2 separate regions of the Homo sapiens genome follow, and region 1 is linked to region 2. Evidence: chromatin loops called from intact Hi-C (ENCODE). Cell type or tissue: CD14-positive monocyte. All regions are shown on one strand. Each heading gives the region's core, and the rest is flanking DNA. Links, peaks and the distances in the headings are about the cores only.

The links. Hi-C counts contacts between places; a loop is a spot of excess contacts. Peaks named below come from ENCODE experiments on the same cell type or tissue, not always from the same donor. Only the 100,000 strongest peaks of a DNase experiment are listed, where the experiment ranks them.
Region 1: a loop joins it to region 2, with 2.0 times the contacts of the local background. A loop is called at or near these places in 4 of 110 quality-filtered maps.

Annotation. Positions count from the first base shown.
Region 1 is chr3:51,480,633-51,488,854 of GRCh38, reverse strand. DCAF1 (DDB1 and CUL4 associated factor 1) reads left to right here. Exons shown (of 25, transcript NM_001387579.1): 3 at 5,019-5,136. The coding sequence starts at 5,027. Among named protein-coding and RNA genes, the nearest start is that of DCAF1, 15 kb to the left of the region's middle. In CD14-positive monocyte, for the core only: no CTCF peak of the experiment used is centred there; no DNase peak of the experiment used is centred there; H3K27ac peaks cover 301 bases.
Region 2 is chr3:51,421,374-51,429,595 of GRCh38, reverse strand. DCAF1 (DDB1 and CUL4 associated factor 1) reads left to right here. Exons shown (of 25, transcript NM_001387579.1): 12 at 126-335; 13 at 2,055-2,224; 14 at 7,165-7,289. Among named protein-coding and RNA genes, the nearest start is that of RBM15B, 34 kb to the right of the region's middle. In CD14-positive monocyte, for the core only: no CTCF peak of the experiment used is centred there; no DNase peak of the experiment used is centred there.

The sequences.
Region 1 (8,222 bases), core at 1,715-6,714, 59 kb before region 2:
TAGCTGGGATTACAGGCGCACACCACCACGCCCGGATAATTTTTTTTTTTTGTAGACGGAGTTTTGCTCTGTCACCTAGGCTGGAGTGCAGTGGCGCGATCTTGGCTCACTGCAACCTCTGCCTCCTGTGTTCAAGCGATTCTCCTGCCTCACCCTCCCAAGTAGCTGGAATTACAGGTGCGTGCCACCATGCCCGGCTAATTTTTGTGTTTTTAGTAGAGACGGGGTTTCGCCATGTTGGCCAGGGTAGTCTGGAACCCCTGACCTCAGGTGATCTGCCTGCCTTGGCCTCCCAAACTGCTGGCGTGAGCCACCGTGCCAGGCCTAATTTTTGTATTTTTAGTAGAGACAGGGTTTCACCATGTTGGCCAGGCTGGTCTCGAACTCCTGACCTCATGATCCACCCGCCTTGGCCTCCCAAAGTGCTGGGATTACAGGCGTGAGCCATGTGCCTGGCCTTAATTTTCTTAATATGCTGTTGGATTCTGTTTGCTAGTATTTTGTTGAGGATTTTTATGTCTGCAGTCATAAAGGACATCAGGCTGTAGCTTTCTTTTCTTGTGATATCTTTATTTGGCTTTGGTATCAGTAATGATGGTTTCATGGAATGAATTAGGAAGTATCTTTCCTCTTCAGGTTTTGGAGAAGTTTGAGAAGGATTGGTGTTAATTCTTCTTTAAATGTTTGGTAGGCCTGGTGCAGTGGTTCATGCCTGTAATACCAGCATTTTGGGATGCCGAGGCAGGCGGGTTGTGTGAGGTCAGGAGTTCAAGACCAGCCTGGCCAACATGGTGAAACCCCGTCTCTACTAAAAGTACAAAAATTAGCCGGGCATGATGGCGCGTGCCTGTAGCCCCAGCTATTCGGGAAGCTGAGGCAGGAGAATCGCTTGAACCCAGGAGGTGGAGGTTGCAGTGAGTCAAGATCACGCCTCTGCACTCCAGTCTGGGCGACAGAGCAAGACTCCGTCTCCAAATAAATAAATAAATAAATAAATAAATAAATAGTTTGGTAGGCTGGGCGTGGTGGTTTGTCCCTGTAATCCTAGCACTTTGGGAGGCTGAGGCAGGAAGATTGCTTGAGCCCAGGAGTTCACGACCAGCCTAGGCAACATAGGAGGGGGACCCTGTCTTTAAAAAAGAAAAAAAGGGAGAGGAAAGAGGAGAGAGAGAGAGAAAGAGGAGAGAAGAAAAAGGAAGAAAGAATTGGTTAAATTGTTGCCACATTCTACCAGCCTGGCTAGTACTCTTCAAGATTGTCAAGGTCATGTAAAACAAAAACAAATCCCCAAACTATCTATCATAGACCAGAGGACAGTAGATAGACATGACAGCTGAATGCAGTGTATCCTAGATGAGATCATGGAACAAAGCACATGATTTGAAAAATGGTGAAATCTGAATCAGGTCTGGAGTTTAGTTAATAATAATGTAACAATGTTGGTTTCTTAATTTTGACAGTGTACCACTATAATATGGTAACATGAGGGAAAACTGAACTGGGTGAGAGGTATGTGGGAACACTGTGTACTATCTTTGCAGCTTTTCTGTAAATCTAAAATTACTCCACATAAAAAGTTTGTTTTGGCTGGGCACAGTGGCTCACGCCTGTAATCCCAGCACTTTAGGAAGCTGAGGTGGGCGGATCACGCGGTCAAGAGATCGAGACCAGACTGGCCAACATGGTGAAACCCTGTCTCTACTAAAAATACAAAAATTAGCTGGGTGTGGTGGTGTGCGCCTGTAATCCCAGCTACTTGGGAGTCTGAGGTGGGAGAATCGCTCGCTTGAATCCGGGATGTGGAGGTTATAGTGAGCTGAGATTGTGCCACTGCACTCCAGCCTGGCGACAGAGTGTGACTCTGTCTTAAAAAAAAAAAGAAAAGAAAAGAAAAAAAGTTTGTTTTAAAAATATATTTATCGAGGCCAAGCACAGTGGCTCATGCCTGTAATCCCAGCACTTTGGGAGGCCGAGGCAGGCGGATCATGAGGTCAGGAGTTCGAGACCAGCCTGGCCAATATGGTGAAACTCTATCTCTACTAAAAATACAAAAATTAGCCGGGCATGCTGGCGTGTATCTGTAGTCCCAGCTACTCGGGAGACTGAGGCAGAAGAATCACTTGAACCTGGGAGATGGAGGTCGCAGTGAGCCGAGATCGTGCCACTGCACTCCAGCCTGGGTGACAGAGCAAGATGCCATCTCAAAAAAATAAAAATAAAAATAACAACGTATGTATAGTTAGTAGATAGCAGTAAAATATGCAACCTGAGTTTTCTCAGGTTGAAGTCAGAAGTCCATATTAGTCTGTCACACCTACAGCATTTCCTTTTTGTGGCTTTGGTTAGAAAGTCTGAAAATATGGCGGGGTGTGGTGGCTCACACCTGTTGTCTCAGCACTTTGGGGGGCTAAGGCAGGAGGATCACCTGAGGTCAGGAGTTTGAGGCCAGCCTGGGCAACAGTGAGACCCCACCTGAACAAATAATAAAAATAAAAATAAGCTGGGCATGGCAACACATACTGTAATCTCAGCTACTCTGGAGGCTGAGGTGGGAGGATCACTTGAGCCCAGGTGGTTGAGGCTGCAGTGAGCTGGGACCGCGCTACTGCACTCAAGCCTGGGAGGCAGAGTGAGATCCTTAAAAAAAAAAAAAAAAAAAAAGAATCTGCCGGGTGTGGTTTTCACAGCTGTAATCCCAGCACTTTGGGAGGCCAAGGCAGGCAGATCATGAGGTCAGGAGATTGAGACCATCCTGGCTAACACGGTGAAAGCCCGTCTCTCCTAAAAATACAAAAAATTTGCTGGCGTGGTGGTACAAGCATGTAGTCCCAGCTACTTGGGAGGCTGAGGCAGGAAAATCGCTTGAACCCAGCAGGTAGACGTTACAGTGAGCCGAGATGGCGCCACTGCGCTCCAGCCTGGCGACAAAGCAAAACTCTGCCTCAAAAAAAAAAAAAAAAAAAAAAAAATAAATAATCTTTTTGATTTTGTTCAATTTTTGGGGTAGGGCAGGTATTTTCCTTTGGAGTTATGTGTAATCCAGGTGACATGAATCACTACTATTGGAATTGCATCTACTTGATTAAAACATAAATATTTGCATTTTATAATACAATGCAATAATGCAATGCAATAATGATATCATCTTTTACATGTATTTCTTTTGGTTTTATGGTAGATATCTTTAGAAGAGTTCATTTTAGATCAGCTAGTAATTCCTGTCTGATGTGAAACTCTTTATGGAATGGTTGCTGTTTCTGAGAAGATACGCATTTTGCGTGGCAGAATATGACATTTTGATTTTAAGGCTACTTTTATAAAGAAGTTGATGCCATAACCTGTCAAACATTTGCGTCTCATTTATCCCTTTTGGATCCCCTTATAAGCCTCTCATATGTGGGTGTCTTATTTGGTCCTCCAAAGCTCACCTCAGCTCCCTGCCCTTCTGCATTCCTAGTTTGAACCACTCAACCCAGCCAACCTTCTCTGCCTCTCTTCTAGCCTCTTCTTTCCAGGAAATCAGCTGTGAGAGAGGTTAGGAAGCTTGAAGGATAAATGAGTTTTATAGTGTTCCTTCTCCACTTTCATGCTGGCAGTAGTGTCCATTTCATTTCTTGGCCTTCTCTTTAAGAATTAACAGAGCTGGGCGCGGTGGGTCACGCCTGTAATCCCAGCACTTTGGGAGGCTGAGGCGGGTGGATCACCTGAGGTCAGGAGTTCGAGATCAGCCTGACCAACATGGTGAAACCCTGTTTCTACTAAAATACAAAAATTAGCTGGGCGTGGTGGTGCATGCCTGTAATCCTAGCTACTTGGGAGGCTGAGGCAGGAGAATTGCTTGAACCCGGGAGGCAGAGGTTGCAGTGAGCCGAGATTGTGCCATTGCACTCCAGCCTGGGCAGTAAGAGTGAAACTCTGTCTCAAAAAAAAAACAAAACAAAAAACGGAGTTTGAGACTAGCCTGGCCAGCGTGGTGAAACTGCGTCTCTACTAAATGTACAAAAATTAGCCAGGCATGGTGGCGGGCGCCTGTAATTCCAGCTACTCGGGAGGCTGAGGCAGGAGAATTGCTTGAACCCGAGAGGTGGAGGTTTCAGTGAGCCGAGATTGTGCCATTGCACTCCAGCCTGGGTGACAGAGTGAGACTCCATCTCAAAAAAAAAAAAAAAAAAGAAAAAATTAAACAGGAGTGTGCCATGCTGTTTATCTTTGATAGAACTTCCCTCAAAGGACTAACGAGCAAAATATTTTGGGAGTAGTTTTGGCCACATTTTGTGCTTAAAAAAATGTAAGCACAAAGTTTTAGACCTCAGAGATCTAGGCCTGGGATTATTGTATATATTACAGGTAGGCATTAGGTAAATCTATTTTTTTTTCTTTTTGAGACGGAGTCTTGCTCTGTCGCCCAAGCTGGAGTGCAATGGTGTGATCTCGGCTCACTGCAACCTCTACCTCCCAGGTTCAAGTGATTCTCCTGCCTCAGCCTCCCAAGTAGCTGGGATTACAGTCACCTGCCACCATGTCCAGATAATTTTTGTATTTTTAGTAGAGACAGGGTTTCATCATGTTGGCCAGGCTGGTCCCGAACTCCTGACCTCAGGTGATCCACCTGCCCCAGCCTCCCAAAGTGCTGGGATTACAGGTGTGAGCCACCATGCCTGGTGGTAAATGCATTTTTGATGAGGGAAAGGTACCATATTTTTTGTCTCATTTTCAAAGGGACTCCTCAAAAGGTTAAGAATCACTGTTTTGATCCAGCTTCTTGCCTCATTTGACAGTTGAAGCTGAGGCTGAGAAAGGCGAAAGTACTTGTTCATCACTACTGAATGGGTATCTAGGCTTGATGAGTATCCCGAGTTTTCTGCTGTACCACAAATAAATCCAAAGGGTTCAAGGGGTTAAATTTCCCTTTTTAATTTTTTCTCTTGCCTTCTCGTCCTTTTCTACCCCTTCTTCACTTTTATTTGCTTGTGTTCATTTATTGGTTGTCTTTTTTATTTTTATTTTTGCTTCCTTAGGCAAAGCCATGACTACAGTAGTGGTACATGTGGACTCCAAAGCTGAGCTCACTACCCTGCTGGAGCAGTGGGAAAAGGAACATGGCAGTGGGCAGGACATGGTACCTATCCTTACCAGGTATGAATAACTTTTTTAAAACCTAGTTTAATAAAAAACCTCGGACACAACTCATACGCTAGATTTCTTCATACACACACACACACACACACACACACACACACACACAAACTAGTTTAAAAAGAAGCAAAAATTGGTGTGGAGAATAGCATAGGAACATTTTCACCTAGACTGTAAATTCTAAATCAATTTTTTTCTTTCCTCAGATTTAGTCTTTATCTCCCTACTTCCTGAAGCTGTTTAATTTTCTTATTTAATTTAATTTAATTTTTTTTTTTTGAGTCAGAGTTTTGCTTTGTTGCCCAGGCTGGAGTACAATGGTGTGATCTCGGCTCACTGCAACCTCCGTCTCCTGGGTTCAAGGGGTTCTCCTGCCTCAGCCTCCCAAGTAGCTGGGATTACAGGCTCCCACCACCATGCCCGGCTACTTTTTATATTTTTTAGTAGAGACGGGGTTTCACCATGTTGATCAGGCTGGTCTCGAACTCCTTACCTTAGGTGATACACCCGCCTTGGCCTCCTCCCAAAGTGCTAGGATTACAGGCGTGAGCCACTGAGCCTGGCTTTTTTTTTTTTTTTCATACGGAGTTTTGCTCTTGTTGCCCAGGCTAGAGTGCAATGGCGTGATCTCAGCTTACTGTAACCTCCGCCTCCTGGGTTCAAGCAATTCTCCTGCTTCAGCCTCCTGAGTAGCTGGGATTACAGGCGTTTGTCACCACGCCCAGCTAATTTTTGTATCTTTTTAGTAGAGACGGGGTTTCACCATGTTGGTCAGGCTGGTCTTGAGCTCCTGAGCTCAGGTGATCCACCTGCCTTGGCCTCCCAAAGTGCTGGGATTACAGGTGTGAGCCACCATGCCCAGCATATTTTTAAATTAAAAAAATAAAAATAAAAAAAATTAGACTCATTTCCCAACTGTTTGGTGAATGTATCTTTTTTTTTTTTTTTTTTTTTGAGATGGAGTGTTGCACTGTCTCCTGGGCTGGAGTGCAATGGCACGATCTCGGCTCACTGCAACCTCCGCCTCCCGGGTTCAAGTTATTCTTCTGCCTCAGCCTCCCGAGTAGCTGGGATTACAGGTGCACGCCACCACACCCGGCTAATTTTTGTATTTTTAGTAGAGACGGGGTTTCACCATGTTGGCCAGCCTGGTCTTGAACTCCTGAGCTCAGGTGATTCACCTGCCTTGGCCTCCCAAAGTGCTGGGATTACAGGTGTGAGCCACTGCGCCCGTCCTGGTGAATATATCTTTACCTGGCTCTTCTGGCTCTGTTTTTTTGGAGACAGGGTCTCACTCTGTCACCAGGCTGTAGTGGCATGATCTCAGCTCACTGCAGCCTTGATCTCCTGGACTCAAGCCATCTTCTTACCTCAGCCTCCCTACTAGATGAGACCACAGGTGTGCACCACCACACCTGACTAATTTTTAAATTTTTTGTAGAGGGAGGGTCTCCCTGTGTTACCCAGTCTGGTCTTGAACATCTGGGCTCAAGCAATCCTCCTGTCTCGGCCTCCCAAAGTGCTGGGATTACAGGCGAAGCCACAGTGCTGGCCTACTTGGCTCTTCTACAGATACCTGAAACAGACCATGTCCAAAATTGAGCTTATCATCCTCATTTCTGTGTGTCTCCTCATTTATTCATAACTTAATGCTTTTTTTATTCCCTACCTTGGTTTTAAACTGAATGGTTTTAAACTGAAAAACTTTTTTTGTTTTTATTTTTTGGGGGGATGGAGTCTCACTCTGTTGCCTAGGCTGGAGTGCATTGGCATGATCTTGGCTCACCACAACCTCCACCTGCCAGGTTCAAGCAATTCTCCCTGCCTCAGCCTCCTGAGTAGCTGGGATTACAGGTGCCCGCCACGACGCTGGCTAATTTTTGTATTTTTAGTAGAGGTGGGGTTTTGCCATGTTGGCCAGGCTGTTCTCGAACTCCTGACCTCAAGTGACCTGACTGCCTCGGCCTCTCAAAGTGCTGGGATTACAGGCGTGAGCCACTGTGCCCGGCATATTTTACCTTTCATTTTTTTTGAGACGGAGTCTTGCTCTCTGCCCCAGGCAGTGGTGCGATCTTGGCTCACTGCAACCCCCACCTCCTAGGTTCAAGTGATTCTCCTGCCTGAGCCTCTGGAGTAGCTGGGATTACAGGCATAAGCCACCATGCTCGGCTAATTTTTCTGTTTTTTTTAGTAGAGATAGGGTTTTGCCATGTTGGCCAGGCTGGTCTTGAACTCCTGACCTCAGGTGATCCACCCACCTCGGCCTCCCAAAGTGCTGGGATTACAGGAGTGAGCCATTGCGCCTGGCCTGCATTAGGTATTGCTCATGTCTTGACTGGCCCATTAAGCAGTGTGCCTTATAAGTTTACCCTCCAGTTTACCCTCTTTTAATACATCCTCCCCCTTGCTGAAAGATTCCTTTTTCTCATACACAAATAGGATTTTCCTACCTTCATTCATACCTACATTCTTCTCCGACTTCCTTTTTCCTACAGAGTAAAATGTAAAGTTTTTAGTGTGGCCTATGTGGCCATTTATGATGTGGCTTACTTTCATAATATTGTAGTTCTTTCGCTGTAAAAAGTAAGAAATCAATGCATAAAAAGTTGTTTTCACAGCTATGATATTGGGGATGGGATGTTGAGGATTCCCACGTTCCAGTGACCTTCTCCTTAGAAAACCCATGAGCACCTCTACCCAGCCTTTACTTTTCACTCTTTCTACCTTAACAGATTTTTTCAATAAAATTATGTACCACACAGTTATTAAGTACCAGGCAGTGGGTAGATCATCATTTGAGGAGACACCAATAAAAAGACATAGTATGTGCTTTCAAGAATTTTACAATTTAGTGAGGAAACACGTGTAAAAAAAACGGTTCTAGTATAGTGTGGTATAATGGCAGAAAATTAAAATACATACACATGAATGATAGGAGTATTAAAACAAATCAAGGGGTGCTGGGTTTGGTGCCTCACACCTGTAATCCCAGCCCACTGTAAATGGCATCACATCATAAGTAGCCCCACAGGATGAGAAAAAGGAGGATGGCCTCTTTTTTCTCCCTCATAGTATTAGTCTCTTTC
Region 2 (8,222 bases), core at 1,794-6,793:
ACATAAGCAGAATATGTATGGAAAGTAAAAAAAGTTTACTAAAATATTTTCCCTTTTTTAAATATTTTTACTTAACTCTTCTTGCCTTTTCCCCTCTTTTGCCCCAATATTTTGCATCTTAATAGATCAGTACTTTGGAGATTCTAAATTTGGAAGATCAGGGTGCACTTCTGAGTGATGATGAAATATTTGCTAGCCGCCAAACTGGGAAACATACCTGCATGGCCTTGCGCAAATACTTTGAGGCTCACCTGGCCATTAAATTGGAACAAGTGAAGCAGTCACTTCAGAGGACTGAGGGTGGCATTCTTGTCCACCCACAACCCCCGTACAAGGTGAGAGGACCTTGCCTTGAAAGGGAAAGTTCTGTTAGCCCTCTCTGTAGCATCTCAGTCCTGAAACTCACATTCAGATCAGTGGACTCTGTGCTATGTCCATTGTTGGAGTATACTTCCCTGTATGAAGGCAGAACAATTGAAAAATGGATGTAATAGGTGAATTTCAGGGAATTATTTTGCTTCCAGTTGTAAGTTGCTGGGATTCTAGAACTAAAAGATTAACTGAAGTGTGTATAAAAAAGCTTTCTTTTTTTCTTTTTGAGATACGTCTCCCTCTGTCACCCAGGCTGGAGTGCAGTGATGTGACCACACCTCATTGCAACATTAACCTCCCAGGTTCAGGTGATCCTCCCACCTCAACCTCCTGAGTAGTTGGGGGACTATAGGCACACACCACCACACCCAGCTAATTTTTAAATTTTTTTGTGGAGATGGGGGTCTCACTATGTTGTCCTGGCTGGTCTTGGAACTCCTGGACTCAAGCAGTCCTCCCACCTCGACCTCCCAAAGTGCTAGAATTACAGGTGTGAGCCACTGTACCTGGCAAAGAGCTTTTTTGTATGAAAAGTACTAGATGATTTGCCTTCTGTGCAGAATTTCTTTTCTGAAAATGTGTTTATAACTCCACTTCACTATCATTGTGGAATTTGATATGTTTTGGGATAATGACGAGTAGCTGCATGTTTTTTAAAAAATCACCAGCAGATTTCTTGAGACCAGCCTGGGCAACAATAGTGAGACCCTGTCTTTACAAAAATTTTAAAAATTGGCTGGGCCCTGTGGTGTGCATCTGTAGTTCTAGCTACTTGGGAGGCAGAGGTGGGAGGATCATTTGAACCCAGGAGTTCAAGACTGCAGTGAGCTACGATCATATCACTGCACTCCAGTCTGGGCAGAGACTGTCTCAAAAAAAAAAAAAAAAAAAAGGGCATGGTGGTACACCTGTGTCAGCTACTTGGGAGGCTGAGATGGGAGAGTCACTCGAGTCTGGGGGTTTGAGGCCGCACGTGATCGGGCTATGGCACTCCAGTCTGGGCAACAGAGTGAGAACCAGTCTCAAGAAAAAAAAAAGTCACAAATTGAAATCAGTCACATGATGCTTCTTTCTCTTAAGCTGTAACTTATATGCACAAAGGAAACTTTTGTTATCTTTTTGGACAAATCATATTGTGAGTCTAGTTATAAATAAGATAAAAGATTAAGCAATCTATGGTCATTACTTCACATATGGGCTTTTGACTCAAGAATTGTGGAATTTGAAAGGTATTATTATTTAATTTATAATTAAAACCTTGGCCAAGCATGGTGGCTCATGCCTGTAATTCCAGCACTTGAGGAGGCTGAGGTGGGAGGATCGCTTGAGTCTAGGAGTTCAGGGCTGCAGTGAGCTATGATCATGCCACTGCACTCCAGCATGGGCAACAAAATGAGACCCTGTCTCTACAAAAAATAAAATAATTAGCTGGGTGTGGTGGCATGTGCCTGTGGTTCTAGCTACTTGGGATGCTGAGACAGGAGGGCAGCTTGAGCCTGGGAGATTGAGGCTACAGTGAGCCGTGATCAAGCCACTGCCCTCCAGCCTGGGCAGCAAAGTGAGACCCTGTCTTGAAATAAGTAAATAAAATAAAATCTCTTGGCCAGTGAGCTGTGCTCAAGGAGGTAGTAGGCAGATGTAGAGTTATATATAATAATAATACTATATATCTCTCCTTATAGGCATGCTCATATACTCATGAACAGATTGTGGAAATGATGGAATTTTTGATAGAATATGGCCCAGCGCAGCTATATTGGGAACCAGCTGAAGTTTTCCTCAAACTTTCTTGTGTGCAACTCTTGTTGCAGCTTATTTCTATTGCCTGCAATTGGAAGACCTATTATGCAAGGTGGGACCAGAGAGAGATTTCAAATGAAGTTTGATGCATCTTTTTGTTAAAGTTGATGTTGGTTTGCACATTGTATATGCTTAACAAACATTTGTTGAATTGAATTGAAATTTTGGACTTGAATCTGAGAAATTAGATTAGGCATGAAAATATGATTTTTAATTTACAGCACACTTGTTCATATATATGGTCTTGGTGATTGTAAAATTTGCATAATAGGCAAGGATTAGCCTCTGTACTGTCGGAGAAGGTACATGATTTACACGGCCACAGCTGCAGAGCTGGGGTTAAAGTCTTGTCTTGAGCCTGGAGTCCAGGATTCTTTAGTACTTAAAGTGTCTTGCTACTACTTGACAACCATATATAATGTTTATATTACGTTCATATAAAATTGTCCTTTTACTCTTGGAATTCGACATACTGTTAGGATTTTCACAAATTAGTTTAAGGCAGAGCAGGACAAGGCCCAGAAAAGGGTGGCTGATGTAATCAGGAAACTGGGTAGGTTCTATTTGAAGATGATATAAAAAGAAATAAAACTGTTTTGAAAAAGATGGGGTCTTAAGAGAAGATAGTAAAAAAGTTTATAAACAGAGTGCTTGACCTTCTTTTCCTATTCACTCACTGCCATAAAGATAAGAGAGGGGCTTATTTAGGGGAATATAGTAAGTTTGTTAAATCCCAGCATTTAAATATTGTAAGGTACTCTTGGAGCAGGTGTTATTAAACTTTTTGGTTTCAAGATACCTTTACCATATTAATAATTACTGAGAACTCTAAAAGGCTTTTGTTTTTGTGTTATATCTATCAGTATTAGAAATTAAAACAGAAAATGTAAAAATATTTATGCATTAAAAATGTGGGCCAGGCACAGTGGCTCATGCTTGTAATTTCAGCACTTTGGAAGGACGAGGTGGGCAGATCACTTGAGGTCCGAAGTTTGAGACCAGCCTGGGCAATGTGGTGAAACCCCATCTCTACTAAAAATAGAAAAATTAGCCGGGGGTGGTGTTACGCACCTGTAGTCCCAGCTACCTGGGAGGCTGAGGCAGGAGAATCAATTGAACCCAGGAGGCAGAGGTTGCAGGGAGCTGAGATCACGCCACTGTACTCCAGCCTAGGCGACAGAGCAAGTCTTCATCTCAAAAAAAAAAAAGTGAACCCATTGCATGTTTGCGTTATTCATGAAAAATTTCCAAAATAAAACCAGATAATTTTAGCAAGTTTGAAAAAATGTCTGGCCTAATATCTCATATCTGCTTCTGTATTCAGTTTTTGTGACATCACATCATCTCTGGAAGACTCTCTTACTATGCAATGAGAGAATGAGAGTGCAAAAGGAAAGTGACATCTTATTATTACGAAAATAGCTTTGACTTCACAGGACCTTCTGAAAGGGTCTCAGACTTCTAGAGGTCTCCAGACTATACTTTGAGAAGTGCTGTTTTAGAATATTGGAAAAGTAGGTTATTATATTTATTTGGAGAATTGTTTAAAAAGTGATGATAGGCCAGGCGTGGTGGTTCATACCTGTAATCCCAGCACTTAGGGAGGCTGAGACGGGCAGATTGCTTGAGATCAGGAGTTCGAGACCAGCCTGGGCAATATGGTGAAACCCCATCTCTACCAAAAATAAAAAAAATTAGCCTGGTGTGTTGCCGCATGTCTGTAGTCCCAGCTACTAGGGACGCTGAGGTGGGAGGATTGCTTGAGCCCAGGAGGTAGAGAATGCAGTGAGCCAAGATGGTGCCACTGCACTTTAGCCGGGGCAACAGAGCAAGACTCTGTCTCCAAAAAAAAAAAAAAAAAAAAGATGACAGCTTACAAGATAACTAGAAAGGGTATAAATACATTTTTTAAACTGGTACATCTGTGTTTATTTATTTTTTTGTTGGTTTTGGAGACAGAGTCTTGCTCTGTTGCCCAGGCTGGAGTGCAGTGGCAGGATCTTGGCTCACTCCAACCTCCACCTCCCAGGTTCAAGTGATTCTTGTGCCTCAGTCTCTGAAGTAGCTGGGATTACAGACACGCACCACCAAGCCCAGCTACTTTTTGCATTTTTTAGTAGAGACGGGGTTTTGCCATGTTGGCCAGGCTGGTCTCGAACTCCTGGCCTTGAGTGATCTGCCTGCCTCAGCCTCTCAATGTGCTGGGATTATAGGCATGAAACACGGTCCGGCCTGTATTTGGATTATTGAAAAAATATGTCCTTGATTTTAAAAATTTATTTTTAGAAATAAAATTAATAAATGTTTCTGCTTTAGAATATGCAGAATCTTTTAAAGAGAAAAGAAAATTACTCTTAGCATTCACTACGTAATATTTGCAAATACACATAATTAATATTATACTTTTAATCAAATTCATCTTTTTTATGAATATTTTCAAAACATAGAAAGGCACAGAGAATAGTTTAACAACTGCTCCATCATTAACCAGGATTGGCATGTTGTTGTATTTGCTTTTGGCTCAGTTCTTTTTCTGCCTCCCCAGAGTCACCCATCTTCTGAATTTGAACCATATTCTCCCCACTCATGTTTTTATACTATATATATCTGTGTGTTCATAAATAATAACGTCATACTGCTTTGCATGTTTTTAAATTATAAATATTTTCCTAAGTTCATCTTTCACAGCTTGCTTTTTTTACCCTTATATTCTTGAGATTTATATATGTTGATATTTATTTAAAATGCTGTATTTCTATACTGCAGTTTATTCTGCCATTGATGGCTAATTTAGTGTTTTTGTTTGGTTTTTTTGGCTATTAAATAAATGGTATCATGAACCTCCTTTTGGAGGCTCTCTTGAGGATATGATGTAGAGCATCTGGTTTGTAGGGTGTCTGTGTTCTTACCTTTATTGGATATTGCCAAATTGCTTCTAAAAATGTTCATACCATTGTCATCCCCCACCAGCAATATATAGGAGCTTTCATTTCTCTACTTTTTTTTTTCTTTTTTTTTTTTGAGGCAGAGTCTTGCTCTGTCACCCAGGCTGGAGTGCAGTAGTGGTGCAATCTCGGCTTATGGCAACCTCCGCCTCCTGGGTTCAAGCGATTCTCCTGCTTCAGCCTCCTGAGTAACTGGGACTACAGGCGCCCACTACCATGCCCAGCTAATTTTTGTATTTTTAGTAGAGACAGGGTTTCACCATATTGGCCAGGCTGGTCTTGAACTCCTGACCTCGTGATCCACCTGCCCTGGTCTCCCACCACACCCAGCCGGTTTTTTCTTTTTTAACTACAAAAGACATCCAACATTTCTCTACTTTCTTGCCAGTACTTGGTATTGTCAGATTTTTAATTTTATATCTTACATTTTTTATTTTTATATCATTAATGTTGTATTTTGAACCCTTTCCCTCATTCTTTAGGGTTCTTTGAAAATGATTGTCAATGGCTGTAGTTTATGAGTGTACTATACTCTAACACATATGGTGCTCTTGTCTATGTGGGTTTTCTCATTCTTTTGCTATTTTAATGTGGCTAATGAACATCTTAATACATAAATTCTTCTGATTATTTCTTTCTTTCTTTTTTTTTTTTTTTTTGAAACGGAGTCTCACTGTGTTGACCAAGCTCGAGTGCAGTGGTGTGATCTTGGCTCACTGTAGCCTCTGCCTCCCAGATTCAAGCAGTTCTTCCTGCCTCAGCCTCCTGAGTAGCTGGGATTACAGATGCCCACCACCATGCCTGGCTGGTTTTTGTATTTTTTAATAGAGATGGGGTTTCAACATGTTGGCCAGGCTGGTCTTGAATTCCTGACCTCAGGTCATCCGCCTGCCTCAGCCTCCCAAATTGTTGTGATTACCGGCGTGAGCCACTGCACCCGGCCTGAGTCTTTTTTCTTTTCTTTTTTTTTTTTTGTGGAGACAGAGTCTCTCTCTGTGGCCCGAGCTGGAGTGCGGTGGCTCAATCTCAGCTCACTGCAACTTCCGCCTCCTGGGTTCAAGCAATTCTCCTGCCTCAACCTCCCGAGTAGCTGGGACTACAGGCGCCCGCCACTAAGCCTGGGTAATTTATTTTTTTAATTTTTATTTTAGTAGTGACAGGGTTTGGCCATGTTGCCCAGGCTAGTCTTGAACTCCTGAGCTCAGGCAATCTGCCCGCCTCAGCCTCCCAAAGCACTAGGATTACAGGCATGAGACCACGCCTGGCCCTGGCCTGATTATTTCTTTAGGACAGATTGTCAGAGGTGAAATTTCTAGGACAAGGTTTATGAACATTTTAAGAATCTTGTTTCATATTTCCAGATTACTTTCTTTTTCTTCTTTTTTTTCATTTTTCTTTTTTTTTGTTTTTCGAGACAGGCTCTCACTCTGTTGCCCAGACTGGAGTGCAGTGGTGTAATCACGGCTCACCACAGCCTCAACTTCCTGGGCATAGGTGATCCTCCCACCTCAGCCTCCTGAGAAGCTGGGACTACAGGCACGTGCTACCACACCCGGCTAATATCTTATATTTTTTTTTTATAGAAAAAGATAAAACCATGTTGCCCATTCTGGTCTCAAACTCCTGGGTTCAAGTGATCCTCCCACCTTGGCCTCCTAAAGTGTTGGGATTATAGGCTTGAGCCACCGTGCCTGGCCTCCAGATTACTTTCTGGAAAGAGTGTACTAATTTCTACTCTCACCAAAACTTTGAGAGTACGTGTCTCTATATGTTTTCACTAGGATGAAAGGATTCAGGATTATTCTATGTTTTTTATCATAGAAGTTTAATAGGTAAAAATTCCATTGCTATATTTTTTGGAAGTAATGTCATGGTGACTATAAAATCCTCTCTTGATGCGACAGCTTGAGATAGAGCCACACTGGTAGTGCTTCTGATTTATTGTCTCTGTGTGTATGTGTCTATCTGTCTGTGTGTCTCTCTCTCTGTCTCTCTTGATTCTTGTGGCTATACTCTAATTTCCCTTTGACTAATTCTTCCTGTCCAGGAATGACACTGTGCGCTTTGCTTTGGATGTCCTGGCTATTCTTACTGTGGTGCCAAAAATCCAGCTCCAGTTGGCAGAATCAGTGGACGTGTTGGATGAGGCTGGATCTACAGTCTCTACTGTAGGTAGGTTGTACTTTGCCATTTTTGTTGTTTCTTGGTCTGGATTTGTTTTTTCTTTGCCACTCTGGTCTTGGTTACTTACCTGACCTAATTTTGGATTTTAGAACAGAAGTAGTAGAGGGGGGCTCCTTGTCTGTCCTTTATAAGGAGTACCATTCAGCAGATCAGGAACTAATTTAAAAAAAAAAACCAAAAAACAAAAATACAAATGTAGGACCAGATAGTTTGATGTAAGGGAGTCATGCTAGTAAACTCAGGTTTTCTGAGTGGTACTGGCATTTCTGCTATAATGGTATATTATAGCTTTCCTGAAAAGCTCACACTCTGAAGAGTCTTGCACTAAAAATAAAGTTCATGGGAAAAATGGGTTGAGGCAGATAGTAAAAAACTTAAGCATCACAGCTTTCCAGGAGTTAAAGGGAAAAAAAAACAACAAAGTAAGCAGTTTTGTAACCTGAGTCAGTAATTGGCAGGTAGCTCAAAATGGGTAGAAACCGTCATACATATATAAAAAAAGGAAAATATACTTTGATAATATACTTTATTAAGAGCAAGGCTGATCAGGGCACTGCTGGGGTGAGCATGGGAAGTCGTGTGATGGGACAAGATGCAGGATAGGACTAAGACACAGGCACTTGGTTTTTAATTTTCTTAAAATAGAGTGGAAAGGGTTCTGCTTCCACAGTAGCAGCCCAACCGAGGGCTTTCTCCGTTCCTAAGGTTTTAGTGTATTAAAATTAATAAACCAGAAAAGGTCGAGCACAGTGGCTCACACCTGTAATCCCAAAACTTTGGGAGGCCGAGGCGGGTGGATCACCTGAGGTCAGGAGTTCCAGACCAGACTGGCCAACATGGTGAAACCCCACCTCTACTAAAAATACAAAAATTAGCTGGGCGTGGTGACAGGCGCCTGTAATCCCAGCTCTTTGCAGGGAT